Linked DNA regions of Homo sapiens: regions 1, 2, 3, 4, 5 and 6 are each linked to region 7. The links are chromatin contacts, found by Hi-C or POLR2A ChIA-PET in ENCODE. All regions are on one chromosome and are shown on one strand. Each heading gives the region's core, a stretch centred on a gene start or an enhancer-like site at or near the end of the contact. The rest is flanking DNA. Distances are from core to core; before and after follow the strand shown.

The links. Hi-C counts contacts between places; a loop is a spot of excess contacts on that map. ChIA-PET counts read pairs that join two places held with the same protein, here RNA polymerase II (POLR2A). Pooled maps may share reads with other maps.
Region 1: a pooled map shows a loop between it and region 7 (6-fold over the local background). The contact joins the promoter of MANBAL here to the promoter of RBM39 in region 7. A Hi-C loop is called at or near these places in 2 of 50 pooled maps. POLR2A ChIA-PET finds 5 or more read pairs at or near these places in 3 of 52 experiments (BJ, HCT116 and activated B cell).
Region 2: a map of naive thymus-derived CD4-positive, alpha-beta T cell shows a loop between it and region 7 (35-fold over the local background). The contact joins the promoter of RALY here to the promoter of RBM39 in region 7. A Hi-C loop is called at or near these places in 2 of 168 maps with a recorded cell type or tissue (both naive thymus-derived CD4-positive, alpha-beta T cell) and 7 of 50 pooled maps. POLR2A ChIA-PET finds 5 or more read pairs at or near these places in 6 of 52 experiments (CD4-positive, alpha-beta T cell, Caco-2, activated B cell and 2 more).
Region 3: a pooled map shows a loop between it and region 7 (7-fold over the local background). The contact joins the enhancer-like site here to the promoter of RBM39 in region 7. A Hi-C loop is called at or near these places in 1 of 50 pooled maps. POLR2A ChIA-PET finds 5 or more read pairs at or near these places in 2 of 52 experiments (HepG2 and WTC11).
Region 4: a loop to region 7 is called in a pooled map, with 16 times the contacts of the local background. The contact joins the promoter of CHMP4B here to the promoter of RBM39 in region 7. A Hi-C loop is called at or near these places in 6 of 50 pooled maps.
Region 5: a loop to region 7 is called in a pooled map, with 8 times the contacts of the local background. The contact joins the promoter of ITCH here to the promoter of RBM39 in region 7. A Hi-C loop is called at or near these places in 1 of 37 single-sample maps with no recorded cell type and 8 of 50 pooled maps. POLR2A ChIA-PET finds 5 or more read pairs at or near these places in 1 of 52 experiments (GM10248).
Region 6: a map of naive thymus-derived CD4-positive, alpha-beta T cell shows a loop between it and region 7 (14-fold over the local background). The contact joins the promoter of RPN2 here to the promoter of RBM39 in region 7. A Hi-C loop is called at or near these places in 1 of 168 maps with a recorded cell type or tissue (naive thymus-derived CD4-positive, alpha-beta T cell), 1 of 37 single-sample maps with no recorded cell type and 8 of 50 pooled maps. POLR2A ChIA-PET finds 5 or more read pairs at or near these places in 3 of 52 experiments (CD4-positive, alpha-beta memory T cell, H1 and activated CD4-positive, alpha-beta memory T cell).

What each region holds. Positions count from the first base shown.
Region 1 is chr20:37,288,009-37,290,967 of GRCh38, forward strand. It overlaps MANBAL (mannosidase beta like), which reads left to right and starts at 1,647. Exons shown (of 3, transcript NM_001003897.2): 1 at 1,647-1,678. RefSeq lists enhancers at 1,435-1,544, 1,617-2,521.
Region 2 is chr20:33,992,390-33,995,160 of GRCh38, forward strand. RALY (RALY heterogeneous nuclear ribonucleoprotein) reads left to right here and starts at 1,522. Exons shown (of 10, transcript NM_016732.3): 1 at 1,522-1,742. It overlaps RALY-AS1 (RALY antisense RNA 1), which reads right to left and starts at 1,978. Exons shown (of 2, transcript NR_109886.1): 1 at 1,816-1,978; 2 at 99-516. RefSeq lists enhancers at 423-502, 439-965 and silencers at 743-992, 1,163-1,272, 1,453-1,582, 1,643-1,692, 1,913-2,242.
Region 3 is chr20:37,335,307-37,338,226 of GRCh38, forward strand. It overlaps LOC105372606 (a long non-coding RNA gene), which reads right to left. Exons shown (of 2, transcript XR_936699.2): 2 at 2,134-2,627. Among named protein-coding and RNA genes, the nearest start is that of SRC, 9.4 kb to the right of the region's middle. RefSeq lists an enhancer at 1,014-1,513. Within about 2 kb of position 1,390, at least 15 of the 41 ENCODE cell types and tissues checked have a DNase peak (open chromatin) inside an H3K27ac peak, as active enhancers do.
Region 4 is chr20:33,809,658-33,812,658 of GRCh38, forward strand. CHMP4B (charged multivesicular body protein 4B) reads left to right here and starts at 1,691. Exons shown (of 5, transcript NM_176812.5): 1 at 1,691-2,001. The coding sequence starts at 1,812. It overlaps ZNF341-AS1 (ZNF341 antisense RNA 1), which reads right to left and starts at 1,442. Exons shown (of 4, transcript NR_110623.1): 1 at 1,383-1,442. RefSeq lists enhancers at 1,366-1,660, 1,400-1,479, 2,246-3,001, 2,915-2,984 and a silencer at 1,540-1,819.
Region 5 is chr20:34,361,790-34,364,580 of GRCh38, forward strand. ITCH (itchy E3 ubiquitin protein ligase) reads left to right here and starts at 1,484. Exons shown (of 25, transcript NM_031483.7): 1 at 1,484-1,560. RefSeq lists a silencer at 1,789-2,018.
Region 6 is chr20:37,177,538-37,180,597 of GRCh38, forward strand. RPN2 (ribophorin II) reads left to right here and starts at 1,793. Exons shown (of 17, transcript NM_002951.5): 1 at 1,793-1,832. The coding sequence starts at 1,820. It overlaps MROH8 (maestro heat like repeat family member 8), which reads right to left and starts at 2,011. Exons shown (of 25, transcript NM_152503.8): 1 at 1,852-2,011; 2 at 1,686-1,850. The coding sequence starts at 1,943. RefSeq lists enhancers at 1,351-1,910, 1,419-1,498, 1,849-1,898, 1,911-2,468 and a silencer at 2,019-2,068.
Region 7 is chr20:35,740,847-35,743,852 of GRCh38, forward strand. It overlaps RBM39 (RNA binding motif protein 39), which reads right to left and starts at 1,414. Exons shown (of 17, transcript NM_184234.3): 1 at 1,095-1,414; 2 at 1-41. The coding sequence starts at 28. RefSeq lists a silencer at 794-893 and enhancers at 1,154-1,303, 1,317-2,002, 1,364-1,583, 1,754-1,853.

The DNA of each region.
Region 1 (2,959 bases), core at 397-2,896, 1.5 Mb after region 7:
TAACCAATTATCCTAAAACTTAGGAGCTTAAAACAATAACATTTAGTATTTCACAATTTCTGTGAGGCAGGCATTCAAGTGGCATTGCAAGGTATTTCTGGCTCAAGGTTGCTCTTGAGTTTACACTGAAGATTTTGGCCAGGCCACAGTCATTTGAAAGCTTGACTAGGACTGCTGGAGCCACTTGGCTCATACACATGGCTGGCAAGTTGGAGCTGGTTGTTGGCAGGCAGCTCAGTTACTCCCCATGCGAGCCTCTCCATAGGACTGCTTGAGTGTCTTCACAACATGGATTCCCCATGAGCAATCAAGACAGAGGAAAGAGGAAGTTGCAATGTCTTTTATGACTTTATCTTGGAACTCGTGCTCCAAGATTTCCGCAATATCCTATGGGTTATACAGGTCAGTCTTATTCTTGGTGGGAGGTGACTACAGAGGGGTATGGATATCAGGAGCCAAGAATCGTCAGGGTTTATGGTGGAGGCTGGTTATCACACTCTCATCTAGGTTTCTTTTTCTCCTACTACTTGCCCCCCACCCCTTCTTAATCATGGAACACTGTTCTTTGCCTTCAAAAAACTTATCCTGTTATATGATTACACATTCATTTAATTAGTCTGTCTCCCTCCAACGGACTGTAAGCACCACAAGGGCAGAGACTGTATGTGTCTGCTTTAGCACTGTGTCCTCAGTTACAAGGACAAAGCATAGAGTACGCGCTCAGTGAATGCTTTTTGAATGAATTATAATGATTTGCTTCTGTCTGAATTACAAGAGGTGTTTCTGTTTGTCTCCTCTCTGCATTGTAGGCTCCTAGCTCAGGACCTGGCATAAAATTAAGGAAATGAACGTGAGAAACACTTTTGAAATAGTGACAACACATCCAGATGAACATTTTGCAGGACAGCTACACACCCGTTTTAGCTCACCAGCTACCAGTTGTGACTGTGCTCTGCTCTGGGAGATGGCTTAGCTTTGCATAGGACAAAATTCTAATCTAGTTTCGCGCAGTTCTTACGAATTTGTTACAATGAGACGGGCCAAGCTATACAGCCCATTGCGATGAATAAGTAACTTTTTTTTTTTTTTTTTTTTTTTTTTGAGGAAGAGTCTCATTCTGTCGCCCAGGCTGGAGTGCAGTGGCGCGATCTCGGCTCACTGCAACTTCTGCCTCCCGGGATTCAAGAGATTCTCTTGCCTCAGCCTCCCAAGCAGCTGGGATTACAGGCGCCCGCCACCACGCCCGGCTAATTTTTGTATTTTTGGTAGAGACGGGGTTTCACCATGTTGACCAGGCTGGTCTCGAACTCCTGACCTCAAGTGATCCGTCCGCCTCGGCCTCCCAAAGTGCTGGGATTACAGGCGTGAGCCACCGTGCCCAGCCCCGAGAAGTAATTTCTTTTGTTTTCTTTTTAATTAAACAAAAATGTTGCTGAAACGAGCTGAGTGATATAGGAGCTTAAAGAATTGACAAGCTCTAGATTTCATTTCCCCAAACCTCTTTGTCCAGCTCGAACCCACAGAACAGGGACAAAAGTCGACAAAACCCAGCGGTGCCTCACCCAGAAACCTGGCAACGCGGGCGGAACAGAGCCGGTTGGTTGCTCAGTGCGCGTCACTTCCGGGACTCAGGGTCGCAGGGAACTACTTCCGGGGGAGCGGCGCGGCGGCGCGGGAGGTGAGTGCCGCAGCTTTGCGGTGGGGTGGGAACCGAGAGAGAGCCGTCCTCGGTGCGGTGGCCTGGCTTTCCCGGCCGGCCTGTCTCCAGCGGCGCCGCTTGGTGGGCCCGGCTGTCGCTCCGCTCAGGGCCTGAATACGTTCCCTCGGCGGTTGTTCGAAAGTTACTTCCGGAGGGGAATTTGAGCCCCCCGGGAGGCGGAGGGCCTCGCCTGGGGCAGCCCTGCGCTTTCGTGCGGAGGCTGGGCCAGAACCCAGGGCTCCTCATGGCCTGGTCCGGGCCTTTCCTCCCACGGGTGGAGCAGTAGGAGAACCCTGAGCTCCAGAGTGAATCTGGCCAGGGTTCGAATCCGTATGGCTCTCTTACCGTGGGCAAGTCACGGTTCCTCTCTGGCCCTCAGTTTCGTCTTCTAAAATGGACATACACGCTTGTACTGCGGGGTAAACCGAGGTGGTGAATGTAAAGCCCTTAGTAGGTGCACAGTCCATGTTTGTTGTACGAATTCTAAGAGAAGCGAGAAATGAATATGAGAAACATTTTTAAAATGGTGACAACACATTTAGATTAATAATTATATTTTGCAGGGCATCTGCACACCAGTTTCAGCCCACCGGCTACCAGTGTGACTTTGCCCAGAGAGGTGGCTTAGCTTTGCATTCTAATCTAGTTTTGCGTGGTTCTTAGGAATTTGTTTTAATGGGACGGGCCAGGCTGTACAACCCATTGCCATAAAGCGGTAACTTCTTTTTCTTTCCTTTTTTTTTTTTTAAAGCCATTCTATTTATTTATTTAGAGACGGAGTCTCTCTCTCGTCCACGCTGAAGGGCAGTGGCGGGATCTTGGCTCACTGCAACCTCCGCTTCTTGGGTTCAAGCGATTCTCCTGCCTCAGCTTTCCGAATAGCTGGGATTACAGACGTGTGCCACCACGCCCGGCTAATTTTTGTATCTTTAGTAAAGACAGGGTTTCACCATGTTGGCCAGGCTGGTCTCAAACTCCCGACCTCAGGTGATCCACCCGCCTCGGCCTCCCAGAGTGTTGGGATTATAGGCGGGAGCCACCACACCCGGCTTTTTTTTCTTTTTAATTAAAAAAAAGTTGAAATAGAGATGGAGTCTCACTATGTTTTCCTGCCTGGTCTTGAACTCCTGGAGGCAAGATATCCTTCCTCCTGGACCTCCCAAAGTGTTTGGGATTACTGGCAAGAGCCACTGTGCCTGGCCTAAAACAGTAACTTCTGACACTGGTTTCTATTCCCCAGTCTGTTTTCAGCTGAATTTT
Region 2 (2,771 bases), core at 272-2,771, 1.7 Mb before region 7:
GAGCCGAGATCGTGCCACTGCACTCCAGCCTAGGCGACAGAGCTAGACTCCGCCTCAAAAAACACACAAACAATGAACAGACAAATAAATGACAGAACAAGAAGACAAACTAGAGAACATCTTGAGACAAGGTGTTCAGGGAAGAGTTCTTTTGAGAAGGTGATATTAAAGCGAGTTTGGGGAAGAACGTCCCAGGCCTTGCGCTCAGGGTCGTCAACTCTTTGATTTCTCTTCCTTTTGAAGCAGGGCAGGGAGGTCATCAAACAACAGAAGGACAATTATAACTGCTGGTATGGCAAAGCCAGGACTCTGAATTCAAACTCTGCTCCATTCTCAGGAATCCCGTCTGTTAAGCAGGTTCTGGGGAAGCGATGTGAGTCATGAAATCACAGGTCGGAGGAGGCATCGAGAATATGGTCAGTTCTCAACTTTCAGGGAAATCCATAGCTGAGGAATGAAGGACAACGGGCTTCTCGTGCTCTCACTAGGAAGACTGGTTCACCGGAGGCTGGAACACTGAAAGTGAGAAATCCCGACAGGAGAAATGTGTAGGAGAGAGGACTAGCACCTGGATCAAGTTATAAAACATCTCCTGCATCTTTTTCGGAGATCACCCTTAGCGCGGCCTCTCCGCCCAGTCCCAGATTAGGCAGCGAAGAGCGACCCTCACCTTGTCTAGGTGGCACGTTCCTTAAAAGCGAAAGGACCAGGAGTTTCTTCCTGCCTCGTCTCTTCCGGATCCCTCCTGCACCGCCCACAGCCTGCAGATTTGAGCGCCATCTCCAGGCCCCGCCCACCTCAAGCACCACCCCTCAGTCCTTCCTTGGGGCACGCCTCCTTCCGGCACCCGCCCAGAGTAGCCACCCCCGGGGCCCCTCCTCCCCTCCCTGCTTCCGGGCCCGCCTCCTTCAGGCCCGCTTCCATCTTCCTCCCACTCTAAGCTTCTCTTCAGCCCCGCCTCCCTCCACCCGTGGCTCCGCCCTCTGGGCGATTCTCCATTTAGCCCCGCCCACAGCATCTCCTTTCAAGCGCTGTCCTGGTTCCCGGCTCTCCATCTCCTGCACGGCCTTCCCCACTGGTCCGGCGACCCTCTTCCCAGGGCCTCATCACCATCTTAGCTCCGCCCCTACTTCGGCTCCAAACCTGTGCAAGCTGCCCTCTTCCCGCCCCAGCCCCGCCTCCCCAAGCCGCGTCTCAGTCCCTCCTCCCTTTCAGGCCCCACCCTGGCCCCGCCTTCCTCCCGTCCCCGCCGAAGCTCTGGACCTTTCCAAAGCCAGGCTGAGAGGGTGGGGAGAGCCCATGCGCCTGGGAAGCCGGGCTGTTTCTGGGCGGGGCTGCAGACTCCTCGTGCTCGTGTCACCGTGTCCTTCCCAGGAGACAGAGAAGGAGGAGAGCCCGGAACCAGGGCCGGAGCGGCGGGCGGAGCCGAGCTGCGGGGAGCCGCTCCGGGTGCCCCCACCCCCGCGCGCCTCAGTGGTGCCGGCCGAGGGCAGGGCTCGCGGTTGCGGGGCTCGCGCCGCTGTCAGTGCGGCGGGGCGCGCGAGCGGCGCCAGCTCGGGGCAGCGGAACCCAGAGAAGCTGAGGGGGCGGTAGCGGCGGCGACGGCGACGACGACGACTCCCGCGCGTGTGCCCAGCCTCTTCCCGCCGCAGCCGCCCTTTTCCTCCCTCCCTTACGTCCCCGAGTGCGGCAGTACCGCCTCCTTCCCAGCCGCGCGGCTTCCTCCAGACCTCTCGGCGCGGGTGAGTGGGGACTGCGGGCGTCTCCTTAGGGGTGCGGGGAGGGTGTGTGCTTTGTGCCTTTCCGTTCACTCACTTCTTCCGGCAGGCCGCTGCCTATTTTTAGAAACTTATTTCTGCCCTTCGGGGAGTCCCGGGAGCCCGAGTAACTCTAGGCCCCCTCCGCCGCTCCTTTCTCCCACTCGGACCCGCCGCCCCGGGTCCCCGGCCCCAGCCCTCCGCGCCCGGTCCTGCTCCCGGCGTTCCCTGTCTGCTCTCTCCGCGGGCCAAGTCTGGGCCAGTAGTTGGCTGGGTGGGCCCGCGCCCGCTCGGAAGTTGGAGTCTTTTGTGCTCGTGCCCCGCCCCGCCCGGCGAGGGGCGGAGGGAGGGGAACGGAGGCTGCTCCGGGGAGGCCGCAGGCGGGCCCGGCCGCGGCTGCTTCCGGCTCTCCTAACCCGGACTGGGTCTACGGGCTCCCGGAGGCGCGCAGAGCTTGTCCTGCCTCGGCTCCCGCCTCTTCTGGGCTCTTTGCACGCCTTGGGCTCGGAGAGAAACAACAACGGGCCCTCGAACTGGGGCCGTATCCGCGTTTCACTCAGCCTCCTTGGCGGCCGAGTCTTAGTTTGCCTCTCGGTGACATGGGGGGAAAGAAGGAAACTCGCTTTGCGGGGTGTTCGTGGATTCAGGGAGGGAACTAATATGTGAAAGAAGTGTTTAACACCGACAGGGAACATTTAATGAGACTTCACCCAGGAACTTCCCAAGCCTTATTTCATTTAATGTTCACAACGGCCTTCTGGTTTATCCTCATTTACAAAAGCAGAAATTAAGGCGCAGAGGGGTCAAGTAATTTTCTCCAAGTCACAGTAGCCACAGAAGTGCAAAGGAGTGGTGCCAGTACCTATTATTTATTAATATTTCCTGGTGTGAGCATGTATCATCTCTTAGTGCAGAGGGTATTTTTACCTAGCCTTGGGTCACACCATTTAATTAGGGGCATAACTCTGGGTTTTCCCTGACTTCTGGGCCGTTGTCCACTATACTGTGGATGAA
Region 3 (2,920 bases), core at 140-2,639, 1.6 Mb after region 7:
CATGGAAGTGTTTATTCCATTTTTCCTGTGCCCACTTTTTTAAAAGACAGAAATAGTTACATCATTAATGCTATAATATTTTAATTTACTAATATGACATGAACTCTTTCCATGTCAAAACATATGAATCTTTAGCTGGGCGTGGTGGTGTGCGCCTGTAGTCCCCGCTATTCAGAGGCTGAGGTGGGAGGATCTCTTGAGCCCCGGAGGTTGAGGCTGCAGCGAGTCGTGATTGTGCCATTGCACTCCAGCCTAGGCAACAGAACAAGACCTTTTCTCAAAAGAACTAAAAAAGAAAATAAAAGTTATGTGGATCTACATTATTAATTTTAAGGCCGTCATAATTATCTACTTTATTAATGGACTTGTCCGGCTGCACCAGAAATGATAATAATATGCATTCACTGGGTATCTAGCATGTGTGTCATTACACAGCCATATGAGGTGTGTACAAGTATCCCCGTTTTACCAATGAGAGAAGTGAGAGTCGGGGGTTAATGACCTCCAAGGCCACACAGCTACCGAGGCAGGATTCAAACCCAGGTCTGCTCTTAACCGTGATGTTCAGCCACCCGGCAGGTCCCTCCCACTGACCCCTATATTTGTTTCTGCAAAAAAATTCTGATGAGTCAGAGCCCCGTGTGTGCATTTTACCAGTTCCACTTGGAGGGAAACTTTATTTGCAGGGCATTACATTGGGGCAGGAAGGGTTGGGGGAGCAGACATCACCATCCCTCCAGCCTGCCCCCTGGACATCGCACTGCTTCCCTTAGCAGCTATGGAAACCACTCCGACCAGAGAGGGGAAGGGACTTGCCCAAGGCCACACTGTTCAGAGGCTGCACAGGACTGCAGTCCTGGCTTCCGATTTCCCACTGGGGTGTGGATGAAGCATGCGGGACACACGAGACATAGGGATTAGAGGCTCCAGGTCCAAAGGGCAGGGACGGTGCCAGTCTTGGTCACTCACTGCTCACTTGTCTGTCCCCAGCTCCAGCACAGGAGCTGACATGCAGGCCTGAATGGATAAAGACGATAAGGAAGGCAAGACTGGGAGGGATCTCTGTGGAAGACTTCCAGGAGGGGCCGGGGTTGGGCCAAAGGGGAGTGGGGCTTGGACCAGCAGAGAGGAGATGGTGGTACTGCGTGGGCAGGTGTGTGGAGGAGGGAGGAAACCTGGCCTGCTGAGGAGAGAAATGGGTCTGGGAGCAGGCCAGCCAGCCAGAGGGGATGAGTCTGGGCGTGGCCAGAGCAGACCAAGGAGGCTCCAGGCTCCGCCTCTGGGGCAGCCCCACTCCCCCACCAGCCCCCCGTCCCCCAGCCCCACCACAGAGCCCTGCCTGGGTAATTCCTGAACAGGAACAGAAGGAGGAAGCTGTACAAGTGACACTCAGCTGGTGAGTGGGAGGCAGGGTTTGGTTTCCTTTCCAGATGAGCCCTGGGTTTGTTCAGCCCTGGTGCGTGCCCCCACCCCTGCCCCTCCCCTGCTGTCTGTGGCCTTGGCTCAGGCACTGGTGAATCTCAGAGGCCAGGCAGGCCAGAAAGGAGCCATCCAGGCCAGGAAATGGGGAGGTCCTGTTGCGTGGGAATCCCCTGGGAGGGTGGCTTGACGTGTCCCCTTCTCTCTCGGACCAGACTGTGAGAACTGAAAGCTGGGACCGCAGCTTTCACATCCTTCCGGTGTGGCAAAGTCCTTTCCATCCTTCAGGACCCAATCTATTTTATTTTTTTACTTTGGAGATGGGATCTTGCTTTGCTGCCCAGGCTGCAGTGTAGTGGCACAATCATGGCTCACTGCAGCCTCAAACTCCTGGGCTCAAGTGATCCTCCTGCCTCAACCTCCTGAGTAGCTGGAGTACAGGCACACCTACCATGCCTGGCTAATTTTTAATCATTTTTGTAGATACGGGGCCTCGCTGTGTTGCCCAGGCTGGTCTCAAACTCCTGGGCTCAAGTGATCCTCCTGCCTCACCCTCCCAAAATGTTGGGATTACAGGCGTGAGCCATTGCACCCAGCAGAGACTCAATCTAAATGTCCCTCGTTTGGTAAACTCTCCGAGAATCCCCTATCAAGGCAAACTGACAAATGCTCCCCACCCCCGAACTCCTGTAGCACTCAGAACACACTTAAAAATAAAAAGAATCACTGTTTATTGGGTGTCCACAATGCACAGGGTCTCACATTTCACCTCCTTGTTGTACCTCTCAGCATCACTGACAGTTGGCACCATCCTTAGTTCCATTTTACTGAGCAGCTCAGTGGGGCACAGGGAGGTTGCAGGGTTGCAGGCAGTGGGGCTGGGTCTCCTGGATACCAAAGTGTGTCGCTCTCTGGCCCTCCTGCTCATAGTGTTTCAGGGTCTGTTTCCTCTTCTGGCTTGGAGCCTTCAAAGGGCAGAGTCTGTGTCCCTGGAGACCTGGCCTTGGGGAGGTGTTGACCCATGGACAAATCTTTGAACCTCCCCACCAGCCTTCACCATGATGAGGACCTAGGCTGGTGCCTTGTATACAGTAGGCTGTTACTGAATTCTTGTGACATTGAGAAAGCTTGATCTTAGTCCAGGCTCTGTCATAAACTTGCAGTTTGAGTTTGGGCAAGTCACTTCTATTCTCTGGTCCTAAGTTTCCCTGGGTTTAGAAGGAAATGTTTACAGACAAGTGTCTTAACTTCCTCCCTGTCCGAAAATTCAGTCCTTTGCTCTAGAACATGGCACATACCCCACACTCAATTTCCCTTATTATTATTGTTATATTAAGTTTTTTTTTTCTCAAGTGGGCTTGCTAGGGAATCCCTGATTATTAATATCCATGATAGTATAGTATGTTACAATTAACGAACCAATATTGATACATTATTATTAACTAAAGTCCATATTTGCTATGGAGTTCCTTAGTTTTTCCCTAATGCCTAATGTCCCCTT
Region 4 (3,001 bases), core at 441-2,940, 1.9 Mb before region 7:
GGCCTCCCAAAGTGCTGGGATTACAGGCGTGAGCCACCGCGCCCGGCTCCAGTAATTTTTTTTTTCTTTTTGAGACAGAATTTTGCTCTTTTCGCCCAGGCTGGAGTGCAATAGCACGATTTCAGTTTACTGCAACCTCTGCCTCTCAGGTTCAAGTGATTCTCCTGCCTCAGCCTCCCAAGTAGCTGGGATTACAGGCGTGCGCCACCACGCCCAGCTAATTTTTTTATTTTTATTTTTTATTTTTAGTAGAGATGGGGTTTCACCACGTTGGCCAGGCTGGTCTCAAACTCCTGACCTCAGGTGATCCATCCGCCTAGGCCTGCCAGAGTGCTGAGATTACAGGTGTGAGCCACTGTGCCCAGCCCATCCAGTAATTTTTATATTTTGCAGTCTAAACCTATTCCTAAGTCAGTGCAACCATCCATTACTTTCAGTAAGTGGCTTGGTGCCACTGGTTTTAGGAGATTCCTTGCTGAAGCCTTTATACAGGCTCAATGCTTTCTGGGGGGTAACAGGTTGCTGTCAGTTGGAACACATTTTTTGTTCGTGTCTTCCACGTATAAGCTTAATGCTTTTTCTTTTCTTTTGTAAAAAAATTTATTTTCTTTTTTTCCCCTGTAAGTAAGGATACAACTTAATGCCTTTTCTATCTTAACTAAGCACTTATCACACACTGTGGCTGTAACTTTTGCAGTTTGAGGTACGACAGCAAAACCAGCATGAATTTCTTTTTCCTCTTTCACAATTCTAGGGCTAGAAGATTCGTTCTTACTGCAGACCTCAGTAAGCTCAGCATACGATTTTTTTTCTTAAGCTCAGAACTTCCACATTTACATTTAAAGGAAGCACTTTACAGCTTCATTTTGGCATATCCAAACTGCCAGCATTACTACTCTTGCACTTTGGGGCCATTATATAGTAAAATGAGGGTTACTCGAACCAAAGCACTGCAACACCGTGGCAGTCCATCTGATAACTCCTAAGCTGGTAAGTAACTAACAGATGGTAGAGGTATGTTGGACAAAGGGATGATTCACATTGCAGGTAGGATGGAACAGGATAGCACGAGATTTCATTAGGCCAATGGAAATTAAAAACTTATGAACTGTTTATTTCTGGAATTTTCTATTTAATACTGTCAGACCTTAGCTGGCCAAGTGAAACTACTCAAAGTAAAATCTCAGATAAGGGGGACACTACCGTACTTAACTGGAGAAGATACTGCTTTGCTTCTGTGACCACAGAATTGACAGGTTGAAATTGGAAACAACTGTTGCCTTCACGCTTTTAAGACAACTTCACATGAATATACATGTGAAGTTCAAGCATGGCAGTATCCCATACTAGCAATAAATTTTTGAGCAGTGTTGCACACTTACTGTCATTTCTCTTACTGTTCTGCCACTCCTACAGAGCGCAGGCCAAGGAGACTACATTTCCCAGAATGCCACACGCCCTTTGACCCCAGCTACAGCAAAAGACGCGCCGGGGAGCGCCTGAAGCCGGAAGACTATAGCTTCCCGGCATGCAGCACGCTTCCCCCTATTAGATTTGAGGCGCGGCCGGCGCGTTGCCCACTGGGAGTTGTAGTCAGTGGCGCGTTGCCCTGACGCCTGCCGGGCCGGGCGTGGGGGCCTGTGGGAGGTGGCGCGGCCGGGCCCAGCTGCGGGGCGGAGGCGGAGGCGGAGGAGAGGCCTGCGGCGGCAGGGAGCGGCGGGACTGGGAGCGGGCGCCGGAGCCGACCCGAGCCGAGCCGAGCCGAGCCGAGCCGGAGCGGGCGGCGAAGGCCGGCGCGGCGAGCAGCAACCATGTCGGTGTTCGGGAAGCTGTTCGGGGCTGGAGGGGGTAAGGCCGGCAAGGGCGGCCCGACCCCCCAGGAGGCCATCCAGCGGCTGCGGGACACGGAAGAGATGTTAAGCAAGAAACAGGAGTTCCTGGAGAAGAAAATCGAGCAGGAGCTGACGGCCGCCAAGAAGCACGGCACCAAAAACAAGCGCGGTGAGGCTGCCCGGCCCCTTCAGACTTGCCACGGGCTCCCCCCAGGCTCCCCGGGCCCGGACTTCACCTTCATCAGACTCGCCTCGGGGTCTGGTCTGACCCTGGAACTCTCCGGGTCAGACTTCTTGCCGGGTCTGGGACCCCCTCCCCGACTCCCTTCAATGTCTCCCCGATCCCTGGACTTTTCCATCGTCAGACTTATTCTGCCCTCTCCCCTCAGCCTCTCTCCACCCCGCCAGGTCCCTTCAGACCCCAATCTCACAGCACTTTCCTCCGCCCTCACTCTGTCCCTTTCTCTTCCGCCTTTTCCTTCTCGCCTCACCCACCTGCCTAGCTACTGCCCCTGCCTCCTCCTCGGCTCATTTCTGCCCCCATCCTAGCATTTCTGTGCTTCCTGGTCCTACCTGTGCCCTCTCCCGACTCCTCGGTGGAATCTGTGAGCTGCCCCTTGGCCTCTCCCCTGTCCTCTTGTCTCAGAATTCTCGTTGAAAAGCCTCCTTGCTGGAGAGAAAAGGGGACTGGGGGAGATGAGACCCCCGATTCCTGCTCTATTCACTTGCTGAGTGAACTTGAGCAAGTTGCTTTCCCTTTGAGGCCTCAGTTTCCCCATCCGTCAGCCAGAGTTCGGCCTCTGTTGAGGCCTAAGGTGTTTTCCAGCGTTGTGATTCACTTTTTGTTGCCTCGTAGCTTGACCTTACCAAAGTTTCCCGTGGCGCAAGCCTTCACCCCATGACTCACCGCTTCCCCATCCGTCTGAACCAGAAATAGAGACTCCCGACTGCTCCCCAGTCCCCACTACTAGGATTCAGGGCCCCAGTATTGAATCTTGAGGCACTGCTTACTTTACTTCCTGTTGTCGTATGGCTTTCTGGGCATTCCAAGTGCTTTGTGTTTTTCTTAAGTGAGATGAATGTGAAAATGCTTTAAAACTGTAAAGCAGTTTAGAAATGTTTGCTTTTTCTTGTTATGGCCATGTGAGAGTGAATCACAGAACGACATC
Region 5 (2,791 bases), core at 234-2,733, 1.4 Mb before region 7:
AGTGTGGTGGCTTGAGCCTGGAGTCCCAGCTACTCAGGAAGCTGAGGTGAGAGGATCACTTGAGCCCAGGAGGTTGGCTGCAGTGAGCTATGATTGCACCGCTGCACTCCAGGTTGGGTGACAGAGCAAGACTCTGTCTCAAAAAAAAAAAAAAAAAAAAAGTCACTTTGAAAAATGTGACTTTCCAGATGGCAAAATACTATTTTCATTAGGAGGAAACAGGCTAAACAGTAATAGCAAAGGTCACTAAGTATTGAGCACTTAGTCATACCTCTGAGTCTCTGCCTGCATAGCCTATTATTTCTCACAAGCAATCCATGAAGAAGGTTAAGACAACGGACTTTCACGCCAGACTGCCTGGGTTCTTATCAAGTATGTGACTTAGTTTATATATTTGTAAAATGGGGATAATAATGGTATTTCTGTAATAGGTTTGTTGTGAGAATAAAGGGAGCTTGGTATCAGCTCTTAGAATACCGGACAGGCCACGTTGGCTCCACTAAGCTGTTGTCATCATCCCTAAGGGCACCCAGTTAAAAGGTAGAAAAGGGAGGATTTGAATCCGGTCAGTGTAACTCTCAAGTGTACATTTTTTTTCTTTTATTTTCTTTTTAACCACGCCCTTTAATGTACATTGTTAAAGGCTAAGCCAGGCCAGGTGCAGTGGCTCACATCTGTAATCTCAGCGATTGGGAGGCCCGAGGAGGGAGTATCGCTTGAGCCCAGGAGCTGGAGACCAGCCTGGGCAACATGGCGACACCGTGGCCCTATTCCCGCCCCATCCCATCCGCACTCCACCCCATCCCCATCTCTACAAAGAATAGAACAAAATTAGTCGGGTGTGGTGGTGCTCAACTGCTGTCCCAGCTACTCAGGAAGCCCAGGTGGGAGGCTCGCTTGAGCCCAGGAGTGTGAGGCTGTAGTGAGCTATGACTGCACCACTGCACTCCAGCCTGGGTGAAGGGTGAGACCTTATCTCAAAAAGAAGAAAAAAAAAGAAAAGGAAAAGAAAAAGAAAAAAGAACAACTAAGTTATAAACTAAGCTATATAGCCCATTGGTTCTCAAATTATGATTTCACTCACTAGCAGTATCACTAGACAGCTTGTTGGACATGCAAATTATCAGACCCTATCCTCCTATGCCAGATCTTCTGATCAGAAACTCTGGGGGTGGGGGTCAGCAGTGTAAGTTTTAATAAGCTCTCTAGGTGATTCTGATGCACACCATAGTTTGAGAATCACAGTCCTTATAGGCTCTGGTGGGCGGGGTGTTAAAAAAAAAAAAAAGCCTGGAGGTGCTGGGAGCCGCTCGCGCCCATCTCACCTGGAGCTGAGGAAAACTGGGATTTAACTGATTTACCACCGCAGCCAGCTCTTCAAGCCAGGGGCGGGCCGGACGGCTGGCGCGCAAGGCCTGCTGGGGCTTGTAGTCTAGACCACTTCCGCGCTCAGGCGCCTGCGCTTTAGCTGCTAACTCGCTCTAGTAGCTGTGGTCGGGGCTCGGGACCGGCTGCCATCTTAGTCTAGGGACTGAGGAGTCGCCGCCGCCCCGAGTCCCGGTAAACCCCCGTGGGCGAACTCGGGGCAGTTCTCGGGAGAGGGAGGGAGTCCGGATGAGAATGTTCGGGGAGAACAAGGGTAGAGGAGTGGGACGCGCGGTTCGGGACCCCAGAGCCGCGGCTGCTCCTTCTTCCAGAGCCGGTGTCTGTCGGGGGCGCGGGGAGCTCGGGCTACTGGCCCGGGCCGGGCGGTGGGGGTGGGCTGTCTGGACGTTCGGAGGGATCAGTGTCTGGCACAGGCTTCCGGAGGCCTTCGCCTCGCGGGCTCCAAGTTGTGAAAGGGCTGGGCCACGACGGGCGTGGGTACCGTCCGGCCCCTCGCCCCTCAGCCCCGCCTGGGGCCACTCTCCAGCGGTTCGGCCTACGCGCGGGGCCCGGCGGCGGGGCCGGCGCGGGCGACGTGGCCCTGTGAGGGGCGGCGGCCGGGTCCCCCGCCACCCAGCTGGCCTTCTCGAGACTTTTCCGAGCCCCCAGTCGCTAGAAGGGCCCAGCACAGCGGCTGCCTCCCCTTCTCTCTCCCACTCGCCTCCTCCTTCCATTGTCCCCCCGGCGTGGTGGTCCCGGCTCCGGCGCCCTCCCCGACGTCCGCCACCGTCGTGGCGGCGCCGACTTTTGCAGACGTGGAGCTGTCACTGCCCTTCCTCCGGAGAGTGCCCTTTTCTTTAGCAGAGAAAAGAAAAAAGTAGCCGTTGAACGTATTCTAAGGGTCGAAGCATGATGACATGACTTTTAAGTGGAGAACTCAAGTTTTCCAAGACAGTTCCCGTCCGCGACAGAAAAGAGAATCGCAGAATTTGTGCGCCCGAAGTAGACGCTGGGCCTAAAGTTAGTTGGACATGTAACCAGGTGAACTTGTAAAGGGCCAGGAATTCATTATCCCCAATAACAACGCAACCTTGTTTTCTTGGTTGTATTCGTATCCTAATCTTATTACATTTTCTGCCATTCTTCCACAGCTACAGTATACTTGGTTTGGAGTGGGGGATGGGGAATTGTGGGATTTTTGCCTTGAAAATTAGTAAGACCCTGGAGCCAGCCACCCACTTAGGTGGGTTCTCCTGCATCTTTTCCTGATAGAATTCGATCTTCAGGAAGTATGTAAAGGCAGTGTATTTCCATTCTCAAAATCGGCTAAGGAATGGTTTATCAGTTGAGGTGAAGTTCTCATGGCAGATCTGCTGAGAGCTTGCTATGTGTATTTACAGGTTTATTTAAGCTACGATTTATTTTT
Region 6 (3,060 bases), core at 543-3,042, 1.4 Mb after region 7:
ACCAATTTGCAAAATTACTGCAAATTTAACAATGGACTCTCAAGATAGTATGAGACAGCTCCAGCACACCACTGGTTGGTTGTCTTATTCTTGAGCTGGGAGAATTCTTTATATATTCTACATCAGCACTGCCCAATGGAACTTTCTGCAATAATGAAGATGTCCTATAATTTTGAGTGGTCCAATCTGATATCCACTAGTTATCTGTGGCTACTGAGCACTTGAAATGTGGCTAGTACAAATGAGAGACTGAATTTTAAATTTTACTTAATTTTAATCCATTTAAATTCAAATTTAAATATCCACATAAGGCTAGTGGCTATCATAACAGACACAGAAAGAACTGACTCTCTCCCATGCGGGATAACATTTGGGACAATAATAACGTTAATAAGAGTTATATTGTGCATACTTTATATGTTCATAAAACTGTAGTTAAAAGCACAGATTCTGGAGTCAGCTGCCTAGGTTCAAATCTGTTTCCTTCTCTTTAAAATGGGATTAGCCTGTAATCTCAGCACTTTGGGAGGCTAAGGCCGAAGGATCCTTTGAGCCCGAGTTCCAGACCAGCCTGGGCAACAAAGCGAGACGCGGTATCTACCAAAAATAATTTTAAAGATTAGCTGGGCGTGGTGTCGCAAGGCAGCAGTCCCAGCTACTCCGGAGGCTGAGGCGGGAGGGAAGATTGCTTGAGCCCAGGATGTCGAGGCTGCAGTAAGCTGTGATCGCACCACTGCACTCCAGCCTGGGCGACAGAGCAAGATCCCGTATCAATAAAAAAGGAAAGAAAAGAAATAATGCTTGTAGAGCGTTCGGCACAGTGTCGGGTTATACTGTAAACATTCAGTAGTTGGCGCTAGTTATTAGAGCGGTGTTCCTGGATGAGCCACCTCCATGTTGAGCCTGTAAAACTGGCCTAATATGTTCTCTATGAGTCACTGCATTGCTCTGCAAATCAGATAAAACGTCACTCGTAGGTCAGTTATTAACAACCCCACTGATAATCTTTGGAAAAAACTGACATAATTTTCTTTTTCTTTTTTTTTTGGTGAGACGGAGATTTACTCGTTGCCCAGGCTGGAGTGCAATGGCGCGATCTTGGCTCACCGCATCCTCCGCCTCCCAGGTCCAAGCGATTCTCCTGCCTCAGGCTCCCGAGTAGCTGGGATTACAGGCATGTGTGACCACGCCCGGCTAATTTTGTATTTTTAGTAGAGACGGGGTTTCACCGTGTTGCCCAGGCTGATCTCGAACTCCTCACCTCAGGTAATCCGCCCGCCTCGGCCTCCCAAAGTTCTGGGATTACAGGCGTGAGCCACTGCGCCCGGCCAGAAACTGCCACAATTTTCTAAAGAGGAAAAAAAAATCCCTTCTAAGCTATCCCCTCCCGACGAGACCCTTCCTGTTCCTTTAAAATGGGCCGGGCAGCAGAAAGACGAGTGAGTGACAGCAGACAGGCCAATCAGAAGCGGCCCCGTCTCGGGCCCACCCCGAGGCCTGGCCCAACCGCGTCCCGGTAGCTCCCGGAATAGGAGCGTTGCGAGACGGTCGGTTCCAAGTGGGCCTGGGCGCGGGGGAGAGGCGGGTCTGTCCTCGGGAACTGCAAGGCCCTGTGAGCGGGAGGACTGGGATCCCGGCCGCGGCTGCTGGAAGCGTCGAAGCTCAGCGGGGCCGCGGACACTGACCTGTGCTTAGAACTCATCCTGGCCCGCAGAGCCTGCCGCGAGTCCCTGGCGTCCCCTGTGGCGGGCTCTTGGAGCCACTTTCCCGAGCGGAAGTCAGCCCGCGGCTCGGACTCCGGCGGGACCTGCTCGGAGGAATGGCGCCGCCGGGTGAGGAGTTGCGCGTGGCTTTGGGGAGAGGGCTGTCGCCCGCGGGAGGTTACTAGTCGCCGCTCGAGAGCCGGCCAGGCGGGATCCCCTTCCCCTGCGGGACAGGGGCATGGGCACAAGCTCTGGCTGGGGCGCTCTCGGATCGAGGGTCCGAAGGAGGGCTGCGAGCTGGTGGGAGTGCCCGCGACCTGGCGGGGTTGGTGCCTGGGGGAGGGGTGCAGCGCGGAGCTACGGGTCGCCCCGAGGCTCAGCCGTGGGGACCGCGGACGCGCTTAGCCTAGGTCTGGCCTCATTCATTTCACTCGCGCGGGCTTCTGGGCCAGGCGGCCTAAGGTTCTGGTCCCGGCGCTGCCCCTTACTCCGTGTGAGGTTTTGGGCAGATTGTCCTTCTTTGTGCTGTAGTTTCCCATTCAGTGAAAGGGGCAAAGAAAACCCTCACTTCTCTCTGGGAGCCTGGAGCATAAGTTCTCAAGTGACACTCTAGGTGCAAACTTGCAGTCGGCCACGTATTCATTGTGTAACCCAAAGCAGGTTACTTAACCCCTCTACACCTCAGTTTCTCATCTGTAAAATAAGTTAGTCAAATTAGTCACGTTATCTGCCTCGTTGAGTTGCTTTATTAAGTGAAATAATCTTCGTGCTTAGTTTAGAACAGTGCATGGCCCTAGGTAAGAACTAAGTTAACTGCATTGGAAGTTACTGAGTAGACGCTGTGCAGGGTGGAATTTCATGTAGCCTCATCGTAACTTTGGAAGCATGTACTCTTGTTACTACCATTTGACAGATGAGAAGTTGGAATCCCACGGAAGGGAACTTACTTGCCCAGGGTGACACATGAATGAGTCAGTGGCTCACCGTTTCATTATTTGAGAAGTTCAGGATAGTAAAGTGGTTAAAAGCAGACTTTGGATTCAAATTGCCTGAAGTTTGATTTTCAGTGATGTGTCCTAGGGCAGGTAACTACTTCTGAGCCTTACTTTCCTGGTCTGTGAAATGCAGAAAATAGCCACCTTGCTTAGATGTTGTGAGGATTTAATGATTTGGTGTGTGCAAAGCACAGCATAGCGTGGGCATACCTAACATATTAAGTGCTCAACTTTTAGTCAGAAAAGTTACTGCTCTCGTTAACATGGAGTGAGAAGATTAGGATTCTGACACAGGTGCTGTTTTAGGGGAATTTACGGTCTAGGTGGGAAAATGCTAGTCGCAGCCATTCACTAGATCTTCA
Region 7 (3,006 bases), core at 164-2,663:
TTGCTTCAATATCAATATCGTCTGCCATTTTCTCTAAACGCCTAGGAAGAGAACAAGACAATTTCTTGAGTAAACATTTCTCTTACAATGTGAAACAAGTTTCACTCTTGTTGCCTATATCGTCTAACATTTTCTCTAAACGCCTAGGAAAAGAACAAGACGATTCCGTGAGTAAACATTTTTCTTTTTTTTTTTTTTTTTTTTTGAGACGGAGTTTCGCTCTAGTTGCCCAGGCTGAAGTGCAGTAGCGCGATCTCGGCTCACTGCAAGCTCCGCCTCCCAGGTTCCAGCGATCCTACCACCTCACCTCCCGAATAGCTGGGATCACAGGCGCCTGCCACCACGCCCGGCTAATTTTTGTATTTTTGGTAGAGACGGGGTTTCACCATGTTGATGAGGTTGGTCTCGAACTCCTAACCTCAAGTGATCCGCCTGCCTCTGCCTCCCAAACTGCTGGGATTACAGGCGTGAGCCACCGCGCCCGGCCTGGTAAACGTTTTTCAAATCGACTGAATTTTTCTTCTCAGCCGACACACTCGAAAACTTAAGAAAAACCTCCAAAAGCCCTACAATTAATGACTAAAGTGACATGCACTTTAACCAGGTTTGGCTTACGTAAGTAAATCCAAAACGCCTCTTACACGAAACACACGAAAATGAAGACTTCAATATCCAATATTTAAAACTCTGCTGTCAACTCCAAAAACAGAAACTGGGAGACCCGAACGAGAGCGCCTCTTTCCGGGCAAAAACCCGCGCTGCCATTTTAGGGGCAAAGAGAAACTCCCTCCATTGGGAGGGGTTATGAGCCAAGGCAGCGTTCAACTGGCGCCATGTTGGGAGGTCGCGGCCGGCCCAGGCCTCGAAGGAGACAGGTCACCATTCTACCGCGGCCTCTCGGGGGTCCCTACCGCCCCAAGAATCCAGACTATACCCGACTGGAAAATAAGGGCGCGGTCACTGAAACAGGGCCGATTTCTCGAAAACCACCCCCCACCCCGGTCGCTAAAGACCTCCAAAAGCGCCCCTCAGCCCAAAATGGAGCCAAACCTCGAGAAAGCTGAGATAATACGCGGGTCCGCAACGCCCCGTACCTGTTCCGGCCTTCGGGCGCCTGTGGTGCTCGTGTTCGGGAAGAGATTGCTGCTGCTGCTGCTGCTGCTGCCGCCGCCGCCGCTTCTGTTGCTACTGTTAAGCCCCTAGGCCCAGGCCGCGGAACCGCCCAGCCCGAATATCGGGTTCCAAGGACGGCTAGGCCCGAGAGAATCTAAAAAAAACAATGGAATTAGAGAAGCCCACGCGGGAGAGCAGGACGGCGGCTTCGGCAGCTCAGGATCCACCCCTGCGACAGCGTCGACAAGCTCCCTGAAATGGCGGCCGCTGCTTCCCTGTACTCACATTCACCAGCACACATACACACACACAAACACACGGGGCCTCACAGAGCCCTCAGCACGGGCTCTCGCGAGAAGCTGCCCCAAGCTCCAAATTTGAGCGGCCGAAGTATCGCGAGACCTAAGTATGGCTCCGGCGACCGTAGCCCAATCTCGCGCAATGATTGCGCCACAGATATTCCCATCCCCCATTCAGTGAGGCGCCTTTCACTCCCCCTCCGCGTAAGCACCCAAATCTCGCGAGACAGAGCGGGTCTCTAGGGCAAAGACAGTTGGTAGGCTGCCTGTCAATCTTTCAGAGAGCTCTTCGCTGAGTGGAGCTCAGCGGTCACCTCCCCCTCGTGGCGCCTCCTCACGGCCATCTGAAGATTCCTCCGGCACAGCCGATCGCCCCCGCTCCGGCCTCCCACACAGATGGCTGTCAAGGTCGCCATAAGGCAACCTAGTCCTTATGGCGATAGGATAAAACGGCCATATTCAGATTATCCGCTGAGGGTGGAGAGGAAGTGGAAAAGTGTATCAGAAGGCCAGAAGAAGAGATCTTTAGGGGTAGGGGGAGAGGGGGAGATAATAAAAATAGATTTCCCTGTCATTTGGAGCCAATGGCGCGGCCTCCACTGTCGAGCTTTGAAACAACCTTGGAAATAGTGGAGAAAAGCAAAAAAAAGGTGGAAAAAATAAACTCTTGCTTCCCTTGGCATGGGATCAGTTTTGTGCCCCGAATTTAATCAGCTCTTGTGTCAGGGTTGCTACCGTTCCTTCAAAAATGTTCCCCTTCCTGAATATTACTGGACGATTTGGTGAAAAAATAAGACACCCCCCCAACAAAAAAAAAAAGGCCCCCTTCCCCCTGGGACCTGGCTCCTCTCCCCTGAAGTCTTCTAGATGCCAGGTAATTAGAGTATGAATTAGCCATTTGTTCTTTGGTCAGTACTGTGTGAGGTTTCCTCCTAGATGCTGGGAAAAAAAACTGGAAAGAAGTCTTCAAAGCAAAAATCTTACCCTCTAATCTTAACAGTCTAATGATTGAGGGCAGAAAAGATTGGAAATGAGACGCCTTGATTAGTGTAACTAGCTGCTGCAACACTGTGTGACCTTGGACAAGCAAATTAACCTCTCAGAGGGGATCTTTCATTTCCTGATTTAAAAGAGGACGTACTTAGTAGCTAGTCTAAGCTACTTGAGACTGAGGAAGGCAGGTAATGCTCAGTACTGAATTTTTAGAGGTTAGCAGGGCATGTCTGCCCAAGTGGACCCTCAGTAAATTAATGAATGAAGGCTCAGAAGGGCTATAGTGAAGATTAAATGATATAATGTCTGTAAAACGCCTGGTAAATATTTGATCTTCAAAACAGCTAACTTCTGTTTCTGCTAAACAAAATTATTTAGAGCAAATATAGATGTTAAGTGGTTTTGCCTCTCAGGTTAACTTTACACACAGGTTAGGATTTATCTTAGAGGATTATTAATAACAGTTATTTTGTAGTTAGAATACTCCCTTAATCCTTTTTCTGAAAATTCAGATCCTCTTTTTATTTTATTTCTGAGACAGTCTCGCTCTGGAGGCTGGGCGCAGTGGCTCATGCATCTAATCCCAGCACTTTGGGAGGCC